Regions from separate parts of the Homo sapiens genome. Here all the other regions are linked to region 4. The links are chromatin contacts, found by Hi-C in ENCODE. All regions are on one chromosome and are shown on one strand. Each heading gives the region's core, a stretch centred on a gene start or an enhancer-like site at or near the end of the contact. The rest is flanking DNA. Distances are from core to core; before and after follow the strand shown. Region 1 holds the start of TFAP2A-AS2 (TFAP2A antisense RNA 2). Region 2 holds the start of MAK (male germ cell associated kinase). Region 3 holds the start of GMNN (geminin DNA replication inhibitor). Region 4 holds the start of KDM1B (lysine demethylase 1B). Region 5 holds the start of TMEM14C (transmembrane protein 14C).

The links. A loop is a pair of places that touch in the nucleus more often than their neighbours do. Pooled maps may share reads with other maps.
Region 1: a map of naive thymus-derived CD4-positive, alpha-beta T cell shows a loop between it and region 4 (8-fold over the local background). The contact joins the promoter of TFAP2A-AS2 here to the promoter of KDM1B in region 4. A Hi-C loop is called at or near these places in 2 of 168 maps with a recorded cell type or tissue (both naive thymus-derived CD4-positive, alpha-beta T cell), 5 of 37 single-sample maps with no recorded cell type and 8 of 50 pooled maps.
Region 2: a map of CD8-positive, alpha-beta T cell shows a loop between it and region 4 (6-fold over the local background). The contact joins the promoter of MAK here to the promoter of KDM1B in region 4. A Hi-C loop is called at or near these places in 3 of 168 maps with a recorded cell type or tissue (CD4-positive, alpha-beta memory T cell, CD8-positive, alpha-beta T cell and naive thymus-derived CD4-positive, alpha-beta T cell), 2 of 37 single-sample maps with no recorded cell type and 8 of 50 pooled maps.
Region 3: a loop to region 4 is called in a pooled map, with 15 times the contacts of the local background. The contact joins the promoter of GMNN here to the promoter of KDM1B in region 4. A Hi-C loop is called at or near these places in 2 of 50 pooled maps.
Region 5: a map of CD8-positive, alpha-beta T cell shows a loop between it and region 4 (9-fold over the local background). The contact joins the promoter of TMEM14C here to the promoter of KDM1B in region 4. A Hi-C loop is called at or near these places in 1 of 168 maps with a recorded cell type or tissue (CD8-positive, alpha-beta T cell), 2 of 37 single-sample maps with no recorded cell type and 5 of 50 pooled maps.

The regions. Positions count from the first base shown.
Region 1 is chr6:10,402,929-10,406,011 of GRCh38, forward strand. It overlaps TFAP2A-AS2 (TFAP2A antisense RNA 2), which reads left to right and starts at 1,574. Exons shown (of 1, transcript NR_145448.1): 1 at 1,574-3,083. It overlaps TFAP2A (transcription factor AP-2 alpha), which reads right to left. Exons shown (of 7, transcript NM_001372066.1): 4 at 1,580-1,811. RefSeq lists enhancers at 116-1,315, 1,228-1,522, 1,318-1,935, 1,746-1,855 and a silencer at 1,236-1,615.
Region 2 is chr6:10,836,759-10,839,840 of GRCh38, forward strand. MAK (male germ cell associated kinase) reads right to left here and starts at 1,781. Exons shown (of 15, transcript NM_001242957.3): 1 at 1,745-1,781. RefSeq lists a silencer at 1,844-1,973 and enhancers at 2,194-2,253, 2,304-2,463.
Region 3 is chr6:24,773,400-24,776,761 of GRCh38, forward strand. It overlaps GMNN (geminin DNA replication inhibitor), which reads left to right and starts at 1,538. Exons shown (of 7, transcript NM_015895.5): 1 at 1,538-1,845. RefSeq lists an enhancer at 2,453-2,532.
Region 4 is chr6:18,154,151-18,157,342 of GRCh38, forward strand. KDM1B (lysine demethylase 1B) reads left to right here and starts at 1,272. Exons shown (of 22, transcript NM_001364614.2): 1 at 1,272-1,421; 2 at 1,733-1,776. It overlaps TPMT (thiopurine S-methyltransferase), which reads right to left and starts at 927. Exons shown (of 9, transcript NM_000367.5): 1 at 883-927. RefSeq lists a silencer at 973-1,532 and an enhancer at 1,973-2,212.
Region 5 is chr6:10,721,481-10,724,527 of GRCh38, forward strand. TMEM14C (transmembrane protein 14C) reads left to right here and starts at 1,590. Exons shown (of 6, transcript NM_016462.4): 1 at 1,590-1,761. RefSeq lists a silencer at 1,521-1,650 and an enhancer at 1,590-2,486.

The DNA of each region.
Region 1 (3,083 bases), core at 324-2,823, 7.8 Mb before region 4:
AACTGATTCCTGTATATTTTCTCTGCTGTTACAATCACACCAATCCCAATGGGGTCTTTAAAACTGTCTTTGCAAGATATGCTGTTAGGTTGTTCCGAGTAACCAAAGTTATCATCACTCTCACGTTTCTTGCTCTGGCTCTAGCCCCAAAGGGAAATTCGTTTCGCCAACTGTTTACGTGCCATGTCACCAGCCTAACTGGAAATGTCAAAAGCTGATATCAGCCCTAAAAGTTTCACTGATTTCAGAGACAATGGAGGCAGTTCTAAACAGATGTCTAAATAGAATCCCATAATCAGAAAGTGGTTAAGATAAATTGTTTAAATAAAACAGCAAATTAATTAATTTCAGATTTTATTCCCTACTCAAGTGCTCTTTAATTGTGTGGATTAGATTATACTCCCCTAGGTAAACAGTCTCCAATATTGGGGATGGGGGAAGGGAAGGAAAAAGCAGAGGGCAAGGAAAAGATCTGTGTCAGTGAAAGACTACAAAGGGAAAGCAAAATGACTGTGCAGGAGGAAGAAAAGACTAGAATGGTTGATGTTAAACCCTTCCAAAAAATGATCTTTATAGGCTTTGTGCGGGATATAGCCACTAGAAAGGAACTGTGGGTCTATCAACACATAAGTAAATGAATAACAGTCAAAACAATGAAGTTCTCAGTATTATTAAAGAAGAGAAGAAACATTATCCGGGTAAGTTCAACACAAGCCCCACAACTCACAACGTGCAGTGGAATCCTAGGGGTAGGAAGCCCACAGCAGGGAGAAAACTGCCCTAAGGGAAGGTGCTTTACCTTGCTGACCCTTATAAAATCTTATCTACTAAATGAATCACTCAAACCTCGCAGGGGTGAGGTAAGAATCCCTGGCTATGTATGTAACAGATGCATTCCTTGGTAGTGACTACACACAATGCACGTAAACATGCTCGCACGCAGCCTGGCACACATCAGGGCCTCAGTAAATTGGGAATCATCATCATATGCAAACGCCTATAGTATGGGGGTCTGGAGATGACAGCGACCGGAAAGCATGGCGTGCGGACTCAAGAGGACAACCATTCTCTTCCTTTAGTTAAAAGCCATTCTATTAAAACCCTATACAAGGCACGACCGGTTACCCTCGGAGACCCTACTCAGAGAGGTAAGGCAAAGCGAGGAGCCTGAGAGGAACTTTTCCTGGGCTTGCAAGGTGTGCGCGAAGAGGGAAAAGGTGGCTGTACGGCGCCCCGCGGCTGCAGTGGCCGGGATTGAGCCCGCGGCGGAGCGAGCTGCGCTTGCGCGAGGAGGAGGGCGGAGCGGAGGACTCCGCGAGCGCGCGGCAGCGAACGAAGCGCGCACCAGAACTCGCTCGCGGGAAAGCAGCGGAGAGCGCAGGCGCGCGCCGCATCGCCCGCTCCCCCGCCCCCAGATCCCGCCCACTTGGCTCTACGCTCTTCTCCCCGCCCCCTTTCCTTTCCCGCGTAGGGAGGGCCGCGGCGCGAGGCCTGTTTGCGTCGCCGCCACCGCCCCGGCGCAAGCGCAGTGGTTCCCCCGGCCGCGGGGCGGGGCGGGCGGGGCCGTGCCGGGCCTCACCTCCGGAGCACTCCGCCCAGCAGCGACGCGTTGAGACACTCGGGTGGTGAGAGCCGCCGCTGCACTTCCGCCACCGTGACCTTGTACTTCGAGGTGGAGCTGAGGAGCGAGAGGCGACCCGGAACTGAACAGAAGACTTCGTTGGGGTTCACCACGCCGCCGAAGAGGTTGTCCTTGTTAATAGGGATGGCGGAGACGGCATTGCTGTTGGACTTGGACAGGGACACGGGGCCTGCGGAGACAGAGGGGAGGCCGCGTGTTGGGCGTCGTGGATCACCCCCAAATCCTGCCCGACCCCGGCCCTCATCCCGGCCAGGGCCGGATCCCAGGCTTTGGGCCACAGTCCCCGCTTTTCCGTCCGGCTCTGAAATTCTGTGGCTCTGCTACTTCCCTTCCTCGGGCTCGAGCCCTTCCCTACCTCACCCGGCGGCCGGGAGGCGGCCCTGCCCTCCCCCAGCCAGCCTGGCCTGCGTTTCTGCCTTGACCCTTTCCCCTTCGCCGTCAAGGGTGCTCTCTAGAGATGGGTGGTGAAATTGGTGACCCCTGAGGCGCTGAGCATCCGAGCGGAGTGGGCCCCAGATGAGGTCCAGGACCACGGGTTCAGGGTGCAGGGGAGGGAATTACATTTGCAAACCGAGAGCAAGTTACTTGTACTTCAGGGGTTTTGCTGGGTGGGGTTTTAGTGTCGGGGAAAAACTGCTTCAAAGACCCATTATTAAAATCAGCCGACAATTTAGATGGCTAAAGCACCCTGTAAACGAGCGTTTTAATTGAGGCACCACGCTGGGAAGTGGTGGATTTTGTTGTCCACACCACACGTCCCGTCTTTTTGATAAATAGGCCCTTTCCTATGTTCAATTTTGAAAACGTCTCAGTTTTGGAGATCCATTCCAAGGCCAGTTTTGAACTGCGGAGTGGGGAGGGAAGAACAGGCCTACAGTGGAATACTAGCAATGTGCCCTTTTGTTAAGTAAATACTTAACAGTCCTCTGCTAAAGCGCCTTTATTGGGAAAGTGGGTATATATACTTCCTAGTTAAAACCATAAGCTCTTTATTGCTGGACTCACCACTGTTAGAAAAAAAAAAAATAGAAGACCTGCAGAAAGTATACTAATGCATTACGTTTCTCAGCACCAGTGTAATTCAGATGCATTCACAACCATTTAAGTACAGTATGCATTGTATTTTAAAATTCCATTTGGAGACATCATATGCACACAATCTCATCACAGTGTTCCTTATGCGTTCTTTAATGGGGATATGCTAGAGGTATAGGGAGGTGGGGGGCTCTAGGTTTTGGATAGATCACTTGTGACATTAATAGCTCTGGGGAGGCTAATAGAGACAATAGGAGTTAAACGAACTCTTGAGAGATTACTAATAAAAGAGCCAATTATCATGTCGACTTGGAAAGAGCATCTCTTAAGATTTATCCCTTGCACATCTAATTTGACGTGACAAAGACTTCACAGATGCAAAAATGAAACTTTAAACTAGCTAACA
Region 2 (3,082 bases), core at 531-3,030, 7.3 Mb before region 4:
ACTATCATCCTCAATTTAACAGAATTGTTAAAAACTTGGAATTTTCTACAATCAAGCTATAACATTTATTGACCTTCCTATGGGTTAAAGAAAAAGATGCTTATTTAGAGGCTTAATTATAGACCTACACAAAAATAAATACCCTTATAATTTATCTCTCATTCTAGTTTTCAACTTTTTAATCTAAGTTCATAATTACCGTTTCTCTAAGTGCACAATTGTTGTAAATATAGCCTTTACTCTCAACAGCTTTTGCCAGCTAATAAGAGATTCAGATAGGATTAAAGAAGATTAGCAAAGAGGGCAAATGAAGGGTAAAACAAGCGTCTGCCAAAAACTGAAGAGATAAGGCTTGGATGTCTTCAACGTGGCTTTCTAGAACATATTATGTCACTCCGAGGCTGGCTTAACGCTTCTAATACACAACAAAAGAGTAATTAACGTTTTAAAAGTCACCAAACTCTTTAAAAAGCAACGCAGGAAAAAAAGATCCCAAACTAACCAAGTCGAAGTTTTACAGAAATTAAATGAGCTATTACAATGGGAAAACAAAGACTGTATCTTAAAATATAAAAGCACAGTTCTCTGTGCTCATATTCACAAATTATTTCAAAGCTTATACACAAAAAAAGTCCACCCCGACGAAGAGATTAAACGTCCTGCCCGGTGCCTGCAGTGGAAGCAGGCGGTGGCGCGGTTGGGGGAACTTTCTCCCTCCCGGTCAAGCCTCGGGAATTGAAGGGCCGGGGAGGCGGGGCCCGATCGAAAAGCTGGAAAGTCACTTTTGTTTTCACCATTATTTCACTTAATGGGTTGTGTTTCTGAATAAATAAAGTCAGATAACTTTGGCTTCCCTCTTTGAGAATTCCGTTATCATTAGAACAAATGTCTGTTTCTTTTAAACGATTATCTAACCACATTTGCATACAGCTCTTTCCTTGTAGGATTGAGATTACTAACCACTAAAAACCAGTTTTATTGCTCTCGACACCGCACTCTCGACCTGTCCCTAAATTAAAACGGATTACTTGCAGAAAAGGGACAGTTTTCGTCACACACTTTCTGATCCGACTCTGCAAACCAGGGCTCTTAAAAGGCTCCAGGGACCGCGTGGTGGAAGGAGGGGGCGTCCCCGGGCGCCGGGAGTCCGGCGCCGTTGGGGGGGACGGGGGTGTGCGGAATTCCACTTTCACCTGAGCGTCCTTTGGGATGCACCAGCGAGGGCTGGAGTCGGACCTAATTCCTGTTTTTCTCCCTCCTTTTAGATTTTGCAACAGTTCTGAACTCAGTTCCGCTGCCTCCCTGAGACCCAATCCTGCCTCTCTGTCCTAAAAACAGTTTCCACCGCCAGCCCAAGCAGCAGGGGAGCAGAGGTGGGAGATCCCGGAGGAGAGTTTAGGGGCGGGGGTCTCAGGCTAAGGGACGCCCGGCCGTCATCCTCCCACGCCAGGCCGGCCCCCGCGGTCCAGGAGGCGGGAAAGTGGTCAAGAGGTCTGGGAGACACCGACCGCCTTCCCTCGGGCTGACCACTCCCGCCCGCTCCGCCCCTCCGGGGACCCTCCTCCCTCCAGTCCTTCCCCTACCGGCGTCAGGGACCGGTCTCCGGGCGGAGATTGGCCCTGGTAGCACAGGGCGCCGAGGGGACATGCCCGGCCAGCCTCGCAGGTCGGGCTCCGGCTGGGTCGGACAGAGGGTGGTGGCCCTGCAGCCCGCTGGGGATTACCTGTCCGCGCCTGCTGCTTACCTCGTTCGCTCCCTTGTGAAGCTCCGGCGTCTTGTGTGTTTCATCTCCTAGGAAACGGCGGGGGCAGCAGGCGGGCCTACGGCCGGCCCAGAGAGGGCGTGGCCTCGCGGGAAATCCCCGCCAATTCCCGCAGGCCCCGCCTTCCCCGGGGCGGGGCTTCATGGAGCCGGGGGACTGTCGGCTGAGCTGCAGCAAGTGTGCCATTTAGACTTGGGGTTTAGGGGAGTTGATTACCTTTTCAGTCAGGTCTTTGTCAGAAGTTGGTTTGTTTGCCCTTTATTTTGTTTTGGTTTTGTTCCGATTCATTCTACAAAGTCTTGATTAATTAAAATATGGTTCCCAGACCGGGCAGAGCAAGAGAAGGAAGTCTGTTTGCCTCATACTTGCACTTGTTTACTTGTGCCTGGGGAAAAACTGTTCTTGTATGCAGTTCCTTAAATTGGTCAATTCCTTGGGTATGTATTACCTCTTGAGCTGCCCTTCTAAGTTTGTTTCCATTTATTCATTCAGAGAACCTGCCTAGTATCAGCCACAGAGTTAGATAGTGGTAATTCCAAGAAAAATGACTGAATGTGTGAATAAATGGGTAAATTGTAACTAGTCTAGAATTTAGAGAGGAAGGCACACTTGTGTTACTGCAAATAGTTCAGATTGGCTGGCAAAAAGGGTCTACGAAACAGAAACATAAGTGATGAAGCAGTGGTGCGGCAAGTTAGTAATTATTAGGTGTCAGGATGTGGGCTTGGGACCAAGAATAGCGCCAAGGTAGACACGACAGACATGCCTGTGGCCCTCACAGCTTAAAGTGAAGTAGGCTTTCACGCGTATGTTTATGGCAGCACAATTCACAATTGCAAAGATGTGGAACCAATCTAAGTGCCCATTGACTAATGAGTGGATAAAGAAAATGTGGTATATATACACCATAGGCTGCTACTCAGTCACAAAAAAAGAATGAAATAATGTCTTTTGCAACAACTTGGAAGAGTGGGAGGTCCTTATTCTACGCAAAGTAATACAGGCGTGGAAAACCAAAAACTGTATGTTCTCACTTATAAGCAAAAGCCAAGCTATGAGTATGCAAAGGCATACACAGTGAAATAATGGACTTTGGAGACTCAGAAAGGGGAGGATGGGAGAGAGCCTAGGGATAAAAAAAACTATGCACTAGGTACCATATACACTACTCAGATGATGGGTGCACTAAAATCTCAGAATTCACCACTATATAATTCATCTATGTAACAAAAAACCACTTGTACCCCAAGAGCTATTGAAATAAACATTTAAAAACAGACGGGGCTCAGTGGCTCATGCCTGTAATCCCAGCACTTTGGG
Region 3 (3,362 bases), core at 288-2,787, 6.6 Mb after region 4:
CCAGCTACTTGGGAGGCTGAGGCAGGAGAATCGCTTGAACCCGGGGGGGGCAGAGGTTGCAGTAAGCCGAGGTTGCACCATTGCACTCCAGCCCTGGTGACAGTGCAAGACTCCGTCTCAAAAAAAAAAATTATTATTGAAAATCCCAAACAGATATAAAAGTAGAGGGAGTGAATAAAAAATCTTCATGTACTCATCCATACTAGCCTCAGCAGTTATCAACACAAGGCCAATACTGTTTTATTCGCACCAGTGGTTCTCAACTGGGGATGATTTTGCCCTGCGGAAGGTTATCTGACAAGGTCTGCAGACATTTTTGGTCTTCACAATTGGGATGTACTCCTGGTAGCTAGAGGGTAGAGGCCAGGGATACTGCTAAACAGCATACAATGCCCAGGACAGCCCCCACCACGAACAATTTGCCCAGTCTAAAATGTCAATAGAGCCCATACTGAGAAAGCTTGATTTATACCTTTTCCCTTGCTTCTCTCAATAATTATTTCAAATAAAATATATGGTATAAAATTTCATCTGTAATTACCATTTATAGGTAGAAGCTATTACAATAAAACCCACAATATTGTCATTACAACTAATCTCTTTTTTTAACCCATTGCTCATCAGGTAACCTTAAACAACTCATATCTTACCATCCCAAAATATTCAGTCAGTGTTCAAATTTCCCTTGGGTATTTTTTTAAATACAGTGTTTAGTTCAGACGAGATCCATACATTGCATTTGGTAATATGTCCCTTATTTGTACTCGATAACGCCTTCCTTCTGCTTTTTATTTTTAAAATATTTTAAAATTAATTTTTTTTTGAGACAGGGTCTCCCTTTGTCTGTAGTCCCAGCTACTCGGGAGGCTGAGGCAGGAGAATCGCTTGAACCCGGGAGGCGGAGCTTGCAGTGAGCCGAGATCGCGCCACTGCACTCCAGCCTGGGTGACAGAGCGAGACTCCGTTTCAATTAAAAAAAAAAAAAAGAAGGAAAAGGCTAGACGTAATTATTACCAAGGTGTTTCTGCTCCTTCAAATTGCAACAGCAGTTGTAATTTCAGTGCCTAGAACAGTAGTAATTGGCACGTATAAGGCGCTCAATGAATAGCTGCAGGATTAACTGATAATCGGTTGTCTCCTGAACAATTCCTACCGCACCACACCATAGTCAAAACACAAAAAGCCAAAATATAAAAGCCCCTAATACAACTACGAGTCCGTGGAGCCAGGGCTTTACACAAATATATGTCGTGTACTACATATTAATATATATGCACATACAATATTTTGTTCTTCTGGTGCTAACGACTAATGGAGGCAAATCTTTCTCCCTTTCGTAAAGGGCTAAAACTTTGCATTTTAAGGAAGTTCCAAGAGCAGGGTCGGAGGGGAGGGTCAAAGGGCACAGGCCTCCCAGCCCGCAGAAAACCCCCACGGTCCTCAAGTACTCGCTACCGTTGACCGCGCAGGCGCAGGAAGGGGCGGGGCCGAGGGAAGAGGCGATTCGCGGGATCCAGAGGCCCCGCCCCTCGTCTGCGTCAGTTGGTCACGTGGTTGTTCGGAGCGGGCGAGCGGAGTTAGCAGGGCTTTACTGCAGAGCGCGCCGGGCACTCCAGCGACCGTGGGGATCAGCGTAGGTGAGCTGTGGCCTTTTGCGAGGTGCTGCAGCCATAGCTACGTGCGTTCGCTACGAGGATTGAGCGTCTCCACCCAGTAAGTGGGCAAGAGGCGGCAGGAAGTGGGTACGCAGGGGCGCAAGGCGCACAGCCTCTAGACGACTCGCTTTCCCTCCGGCCAACCTCTGAAGCCGCGTCCTACTTTGACAGCTGCAGGGCCGCGGCCTGGGTAAGGGCGAAGGGGTTGTTGAACGGTCGCGGGAGCCGGGGCGGGGTTGGGAGGTGAGTCGAGGGACTGCCCCATTGGCTGGGTCGGTTTTGGCGCGCTCTCACTTCCGCGCTTCCTATTGGCTGGCTGGCGCAGTTCCCGAGGCGCGCGCCGCGGTTGGTAGGCTCGGACGCGCGGGGCCACACTGCCCGCCCCCTAGCCTGGCGCTGGGCCTCCGGGACAAGTTGGCTGGGTCCGGGCTTGGGGACTGCAACGCGGGTAAGGGACTCAGCCTGGGCTTGCCAGCTGTGGGGATGAGGCGAAGCATCCATCCTCTTGGCAGTTAAGTGGCTGGTCCTGATCTGAGGGATCTGCAAATTTGGCTCATGGAAAGAGGTGGCTGAATTCTGCGTCTCCCATTAAACGGATACTGGCGTTGTTGATACGGGTTTCGCATGGACCCTGTCCTGTGCCAGGGTTTTTAATCTAGCTATTAAAGGAACTGGAGAATAACAAGTAAGGGTTGCAAGGTCGCTGACAGGCGTGGGAAACTTGTGAAGGATTAGAATGCTAAGTGGCTTTCAGCTTTTTTCACACTAAGGTACGTTTTACGTCGCAACCTAGGACACAGCTATCTAACCAAATGAGACGTGATGGAAGCAATGTTTCTCGTCTCTTCAATTCCATTCTGTTCAGTTGCATTTTTCTAAGCAGTGTTGCTCATGACTCACTAATTTCGAGATCACGGCCCGCGACCCGCAGTTTGAAGAACATTGCGTAGGGTCTGTTTACTGGGGCCCGAACACCATTTTCTTAACATGAAATAGAGTAGAAAATAGCAGGATGCCCGCACAAATTAGATTGTTTTGTTTTCTAAGCTTTTTTTTTTTTTGAGACGGAGTCTCGCTCTGTTGCCCAGGCTGGAGTGCAGTGGCAGGATCTCGGCTCACTGCCACCTCCACCTGTCGGGTTCAAGCGATACTCCTGCCTCAGCCTCCCGAGTAGCTGGGACTACAGACGAGCACCACCACGTCCGGCTAATTTTTGTATTTTTGGTAGAGATGGAGTTTCACCATATTGGCCAGGCTGGTTTCGAACTTCTGACCTCAGGTGATCCGCTTGCCTCGACCTTCCAGCACTTTGGTGATCATGCAGGTGATCCGCCTGCCTCGACCTCCCAAAGTGCTGGGATTACAGATGTGAGCCACCACGCCCGGCCTTTCCTAAGCTTTTTTGTTTGCACATGTGTGTGCACGCGCCAGGACACAAGGTAAAATGTATTAATGTTAGAAGCCACTGCACTGAGTAAAGGCATGGCCACAAAAATTAGGGACATCTATCGACGAGGCACAGGCGCAGACACGGCAGGGGCCAATGGGTAGTGGGCAGTGGGCAGTGGGCAGTGGAGCAGCAGTTCAGATGCTGAGTTTGGCCCAGTGGTCTAGTCAACCGCATTACATAGATCCCTTTCTACCTTTTCCCTCTTTCTTGCTTGTTAGTCCTTCAGTTCATGTTACTGGTTAAACATTTCCTACAAA
Region 4 (3,192 bases), core at 22-2,521:
CAACGTCTTAGCTGTTCTAACAGTTTCTCAGCATGGACTCCACTTGTATACATCATTTCTAGAGAAATAAAGTTTATTTCTATAATACAAAAAAAGTGCACATTACAAGAATTAAGGAAGGGAAATTTCACAAAAATTTCTGCCCACAAACAAAGTCCTCAAGTTGTTCTAGTCTCCATTCTCACCTTTTCAAAAGCTTCTGCTATAGTTTTGTTTTTAAATTTCATAAAATTGAGAAGAAACTTTCCTAAGGTGCACACATCTTAAAAGAGTATGACTCGGTGAATTTTTTACATATACATACACCTGTGTAACCACCGCAGAGCAAGACAGAATATTTACAGCACCCCAGTTTCCCACATCACCAGGGATCACTCACTATTTGGCAGTACTTATTTTTTCCCAAAAATCACTAATACACCAGGCTGGGGAAAAAACCGAGAGTCCGTTTCTATAAAAAAAAATTTGAAAAATTAGCCAAGCGTGGTGCAGCGAGCCTGTAGTCCCAGTTACCGAGGAGGCTGGGGCGGGAAGATCACTTGAGCCCAGGAGTTCCAGGTTACAGTGAGCTATGATTGTGCCACTGCACGCTAGCATGGGCGACAGAGGGAGACCCTGTCTCTAAAAGAAAAAAGAAAAAAAAATAATTAAAACACACCAGTGCTTTGGAAGCACTTTAAATCCTGGACATTGGATTCAGGTCATTTACTGTCCGACCTCGTTATTCCCAGTTTCCGCTTCTGCCCTGAACCCCACTTCACAGGGCTGATTGCTAGGCTGTCTACGCTTGTAAGAATTCCTGGGAGCCCTAGCACGGGCGCATACACTCCTAGCAAATCGTTCCCTTTCTCACCCGCACCCTCCGCGCCCGAGTGAGCCTACCTCGCTTACAGCTGGTTGCCGGCCATTGCCTCCGCCACCAATGACGTCCCCAGGGGCGGGTACGCCTCCGCTTCCACCTCCGCCACTTCTCCGCGCCCCGCCTCCGCCCGCGCCCCGCCTCCGCCCGCGCCCCGCCTCCGCCCGCGCCCCGCCTCTTTCCCGCGCCCCGCCTCTTTCCCGCGCCCCGCCTCAGTTCCCGCCCCCTCTCCCGGCGCCCCGTCTCCACTCCCGCCCCGTACCTCGTTGCACAGACTCCACCCACTTCCCCAAGCGCCGGGGTTTGCGCAGCGGCGGAAATGGGCAGGGCGGAGCGAGCGCTGCGGCTAAAGCGAAGGCGGGGACCCTACCCATCCCTAGTCCTGTCGGCTCCTCCCACCCCGGGTCACGCCGTGACAGGGGCGGAAGCGGCGGCGGCGGCGGCGGCCGAGAAGAGGCTGGGGCTCGCGGCGCGGCTGCAGCCGTCCTGTGCGCGCGGCGCGCGGCTCCGGAGAGGCGCCCGCAGTCCAGGGCGGCGCGCACCGCCTCGCTGGCGCTCAGAGGTGGGAGGCTCCCCACTCCGGGGGCGTGCGTGGGGGCCGTGGCGGATTTCGGGTGACAGCGTTGCACAAAGCAGCTTGGTTGGGGTGCAAGCCCTCCCTTTCCCCCTGTGCAGCGCCCCTCGCCGTGGTGGGAGGTGGGCGGGTGCCCCAGGGACGGATACCTCCTGCCCCGGATTAAAAGAGGGTGCGGGGTGGGTATCTGTCTGAAGAAGGGGGAATTCCCGGGCTAGGGTGTTGGGGCGTGGGGTCGCCGGGTTCGTCGCGATGTTGCCGGTCGGCTAACCCCCCTACAATGTTTCCTTTCTGTACAGCGGTGCCTTTTCCCCGAGACTCCCGGCACCTCTTCAGCGCAAAGGTGAGCCCCGGGGCAGTTGCTTCTCCGACTTCGAAAAGCTTCCGAAAGCTTCTCGGAAAGCGAGGCGGCTGCAGCTGGCACCGGGAGTTTGGGGCTCCCTCCTGGGGACTGTCAGAGCCGCGGGAGAACCCCACGGTCCTGGAGTAGGAACTCCCTCGCTTGTTCTTCCCGGCCGATAGGGTGCGGCCAGGAGCCCGCACAGCCTTGCAGGTGTTGTAGTAATTCTCTGGCACAGCCACCACGCGTTGAGACTTGATGAGCATTGCCAGGTTGCTGGGGTAACTCCTCTGGGATTGGAGACCTGGAGGAGGGGTGGCCCGATTAGGGTAGCTGTTAGTCAACGGCCGGGCAGCTGACAGGTGAAAGAGGAAGGAAGAGGCCGACCCAGCTGTAGAAAGTTGGGGTTCAGTGATGTGGAAACCAGCCACATAGAAGTCCAGTCTTCCCTTGGGTAAGCCTGCAGGACTCCCCAGTCCACTCCAGTTGGGGAATCCCCCACACCACGTATACACACATAACTCAAGGCTTTGACCAGTTTTGTTTTGTGTTTTTAAATCTATTTTAGTGGCAGAAAGGCGAGTGGGAGAGAAGGCTTCTTCAGGAGGTACATGAGAAAATTACCATCAATAATTATTTGCCTTGCTGGGAGAATCAACAAAAGATATCTAGGCAATTGGGGATTTAATATTGAATCATTGAACTGCATGTTGAATATTGAATAATTCAATATTGAATTATTCAATATTGGGAGGCCGAGGTGGGCGATCACTTGAGGTCAGGAGTACTTCAAGACCAGCCTGGCCAAGGTGGTGAAACCTGGTCTCTACTAAAAATACAAAAATTAGCCGGACGTGGTGGCACACACCTGTAATCCCAGCTACTCGGGAGGCTGAGGCAGAAGAATCGCTTGAACCCAGGAGGTGGATGTTGTAGTGAGCCGAGATCGCACCACTGTACTCCAGCCTGAGCCACGGAGGAAGACTCCGTCTCAAAAAAAAGAAAAAATCTTTTTGAATAAGCTGCTTCAGAAAAACCTAGGGATTATTATAATGAAATCTACATATTGATATATCCACTTATATATTTACCAAAAAATCCCACTTTTTTATCACATTAAAAGAAAACCAAAGCCAAATTTTAAATGCTTGAATTAAAAATTAGAAATATATGTATAATGTTGAGCATGAAACCAATTGGTTATATTTAGGTGTGTTTATTAATTTGAAAAATCAAGAAGGAAGACATTTTAGTATACTAAAAATTTTTTCTTCATTTTAAGACCTAAGGACCCAGCAAGTGGAGATATATAAATTACATCAAGTGCCAAAAGTTCTGAGAATGGATTCATATAACCCTCAATTGTATAAAGTTGAAAATATGCTATCATAAAAACCCTCGATAAGATTTAATAATGGC
Region 5 (3,047 bases), core at 340-2,839, 7.4 Mb before region 4:
ACCCTGTCAAAACAGACCACTCGGCTCTACCAATCAGCAGGATGTGGGTGGGGCCAGATAAGAGAATAAAAGCAGGCTGCCCAAGCCAGTAGTTGTAACGCACTTGGGTTTTCTTCTATGTGGAGGAGGCTTTGTTCTTTCTCTTTTTCTTTTTGCAACAAATATTGCTGTTGCTCGGTGCTTAGGTCCTGTGTTGTCTTTACAAGTGGTAACGCTCACTGCGAAGATTTGCAGTTTTGCTCCCAAAGCTACGAAGACCACGATCCCACCGGAAAGAACAAACATATTCCAGACGCACTGCCTTAAGAGCTTTAACATTCGTTATAGAAGTCTGTAGCTTTGCTCCTTGAGCCAGTCCAAAGCTAGGGAGACCACGATCCCACCGGGAAGAACAAACAATTCCAGACACACTGCCTTAAGAGCTTTAACATCCACCACAGAGGTCTGTAGCTTTGCTCGTTGAGCCAGTGAGACAGCAAACCCACCAGCAGAAAAACTCCCTGAATACTTCTAAACATCGGAAGAAAAACTCTAGAGACACTGCTTTTAAGAACTAACACTCATCGCGAGGGTCTGCAGCTTTCTCAAGTCAGACCAAGAAGCCATCAATTTTGAACACACTGGCACGTTGTGATCTCTCACTATCTCCACTAAAAATAACAAAAATTAGCCTGGCAGCCAGGGGTGGTGGTACAGGCCTATAATCCCAGCTACTCAGGCAGCTGAGGCAGGAGAATCAGTTGAACATGGGAGTCAGAGGTAGTGGTGAGACAAGATCATACGCTGCACTCCAGCCTGGGCAATAGAGTGAGACTCCACATAAAAAAAAAAAAAACTTGGCTGGAATTCGCTTTATTCACTGACAATTATATTGGTCAGATTTGTGTATGTTGATACTTGTAGGGGATGGAGAGGGAGAAGTCAACGATGACAGCAAATTTTAGTGTAGAGCAACTAAGAGAATGGTGGTGCAGGAAACGGAATAGGAGTGACTCCAAGTGGGAATGGAGATAATATGCTGTGGATATTTTGGGTCCACAGAGCTGGGTAAAAATCAGGTTTAACTTACTCCCCATCCCCCTTTAAGATGCTTCTCAAGCAGCCTCACTCCCTAAAACAAACGGATATTTGGCTTTGAGCCACATTATTCTGCAGCCCCCGTATTTTCTTCCAGGCAGGCCCTTCCTGGTGTAGACAAGATCGGGCTTGAGTGACACTCCTCCCTGATGGCCTGCATCTGGTTTATACCCTGTAACTTGTTCCTCTATTAATGGGGTCCTTCAAAATCCAGCCTCAGATTCCCTGGTCCCGCAGCGGTGGCCTCACCTCTGGCGTGGCCGAGCTCACGTGGTCCGGCTTGTGCAAGTCCCAGGTCCAACTCCGGGTCTCCTGCTTTTGGCCACTCAGGATTGGACCTGGGACTGATACTGGTCGGCCCTGCAGGCGCTGCGGACAGGGGAAGCACAGAGATTCCCCGCCGCGTTCCCTGGACTCAGGAGCTCGCCGCGATGCCCCGCCCCACTCTCCACCCGCTGAATGCAGGGCGCATGCTGCTACTTGGCGGCTCAAGCCCCGCCCGCACCGTCCCCATTCTCTGACCGCCCCTCTCCCGGTACACTGCGCAGGCACAACAGAGCCGCTCCCCTCTCCTCGCCCCGCCACCGGGACGGAGAGCGCCCGCCGCTGCATTTCCGGCGACACCTCGCAGTCATTCCTGCGGCTTGCGCGCCCTTGTAGACAGCCGGGGCCTTCGTGAGACCGGTGCGAGTATTTGGGGATTATTCTTATTTTCTGCCACTTTTAACTTTTAGGGATTATTTAGGAGTTTCACGGCCGTCTGCTTTTCGTCCCCCCGATTCAGCGGGCCTTCAGGCCGTGTGGTCGGTGCTTTTCTCGTTGGGTATTTTCTGCTTTTAAAAGAAGTTGTGGATGCGCGGAGCCCCTGGGCTCCTGAGGCAAAGGCTTACCCATGTAGCATAGTGTTGCCTCGTTTCTTGGTGATTTTCTTGCTCCATCTCTTTAAAAGCCTCCCTTACTCGGTGCCGTCTCGAGTTAAGAACTGTGGGCAAGATCCCAAGCCCGCTGCCCTTCCCTGTTTTATGGAAACTTAATTCTTTTTTTTTTTTTTTTTGTCCTTGAGGGAGGGACTTGCTCTGTCGCCCATGCTTGAGTGCAGTTGCCTGAATATGTCTCATTGCAGCCTCTGCCTCCTGGGCTCAAGCCATCCTCCCACTTCAGCCTCCCAAGTAGCTGGGATTTACAGTCGCATATCACCATGCGCGATTAATTTTTTTATATTTTTTAGTAGACAATGGGTTTCACTATGTTGGCCAGGCTGGTCTTGAACTCCTAACCCCAGGTGATCCGCCCGCCTCGGCCTCCTAAAGTACTGGGATGACAGGCGTCAGCCACTGCGCTTGGCCTAATTCTTTAAACAGAATAAACGGGGTATGCATTGCTTTCATCTTTTGGCTCACTGGACACAGGATACTTTCTGTAAGAAAATAGAAGCTGTTTTTCCAAGGGTGTAGTGTCACATGTGAATATGACCACTGTTTCCGTATATTTTATCCTCTCCTACTACTGCCCTCCTAACAAGAACTGTGAGTTGGACGCAGAAGTTTCTAAAAAAGTTGAGCTTTGAAATTGGCTGTTGCAGCAGGGATGAAAAGCAACACCCCTACCTCCCCTCAAAAGAGACATTAAAGTAGTTGGATTAAGGGCACGGGAGTATTTGCTTTTGAATTTAGTGATAACATGGGTAGCTGATGAAATGACTAACACATTCCCTGATTTTAGAGCTGGTCAGTGGATCTTGCTGAGTTTCCCGTGGGCCTATGTGATTAAAACTGAGGTTTTCATGACAATGGTCAGCATCTGTTCAGGGTTTACTAGGTGCTAAGCACCTTTACATGTGACATCCATTGAATGCTCACTACAGCCCCAGGAAATCGGTACCAGTGTTATCCTCATGGTACAGTGAAGAATACTGAGACTTAGGTTGCGTAGCTTGCAGGTTGGACACACTTCTTTCTGACTGCTGGAGA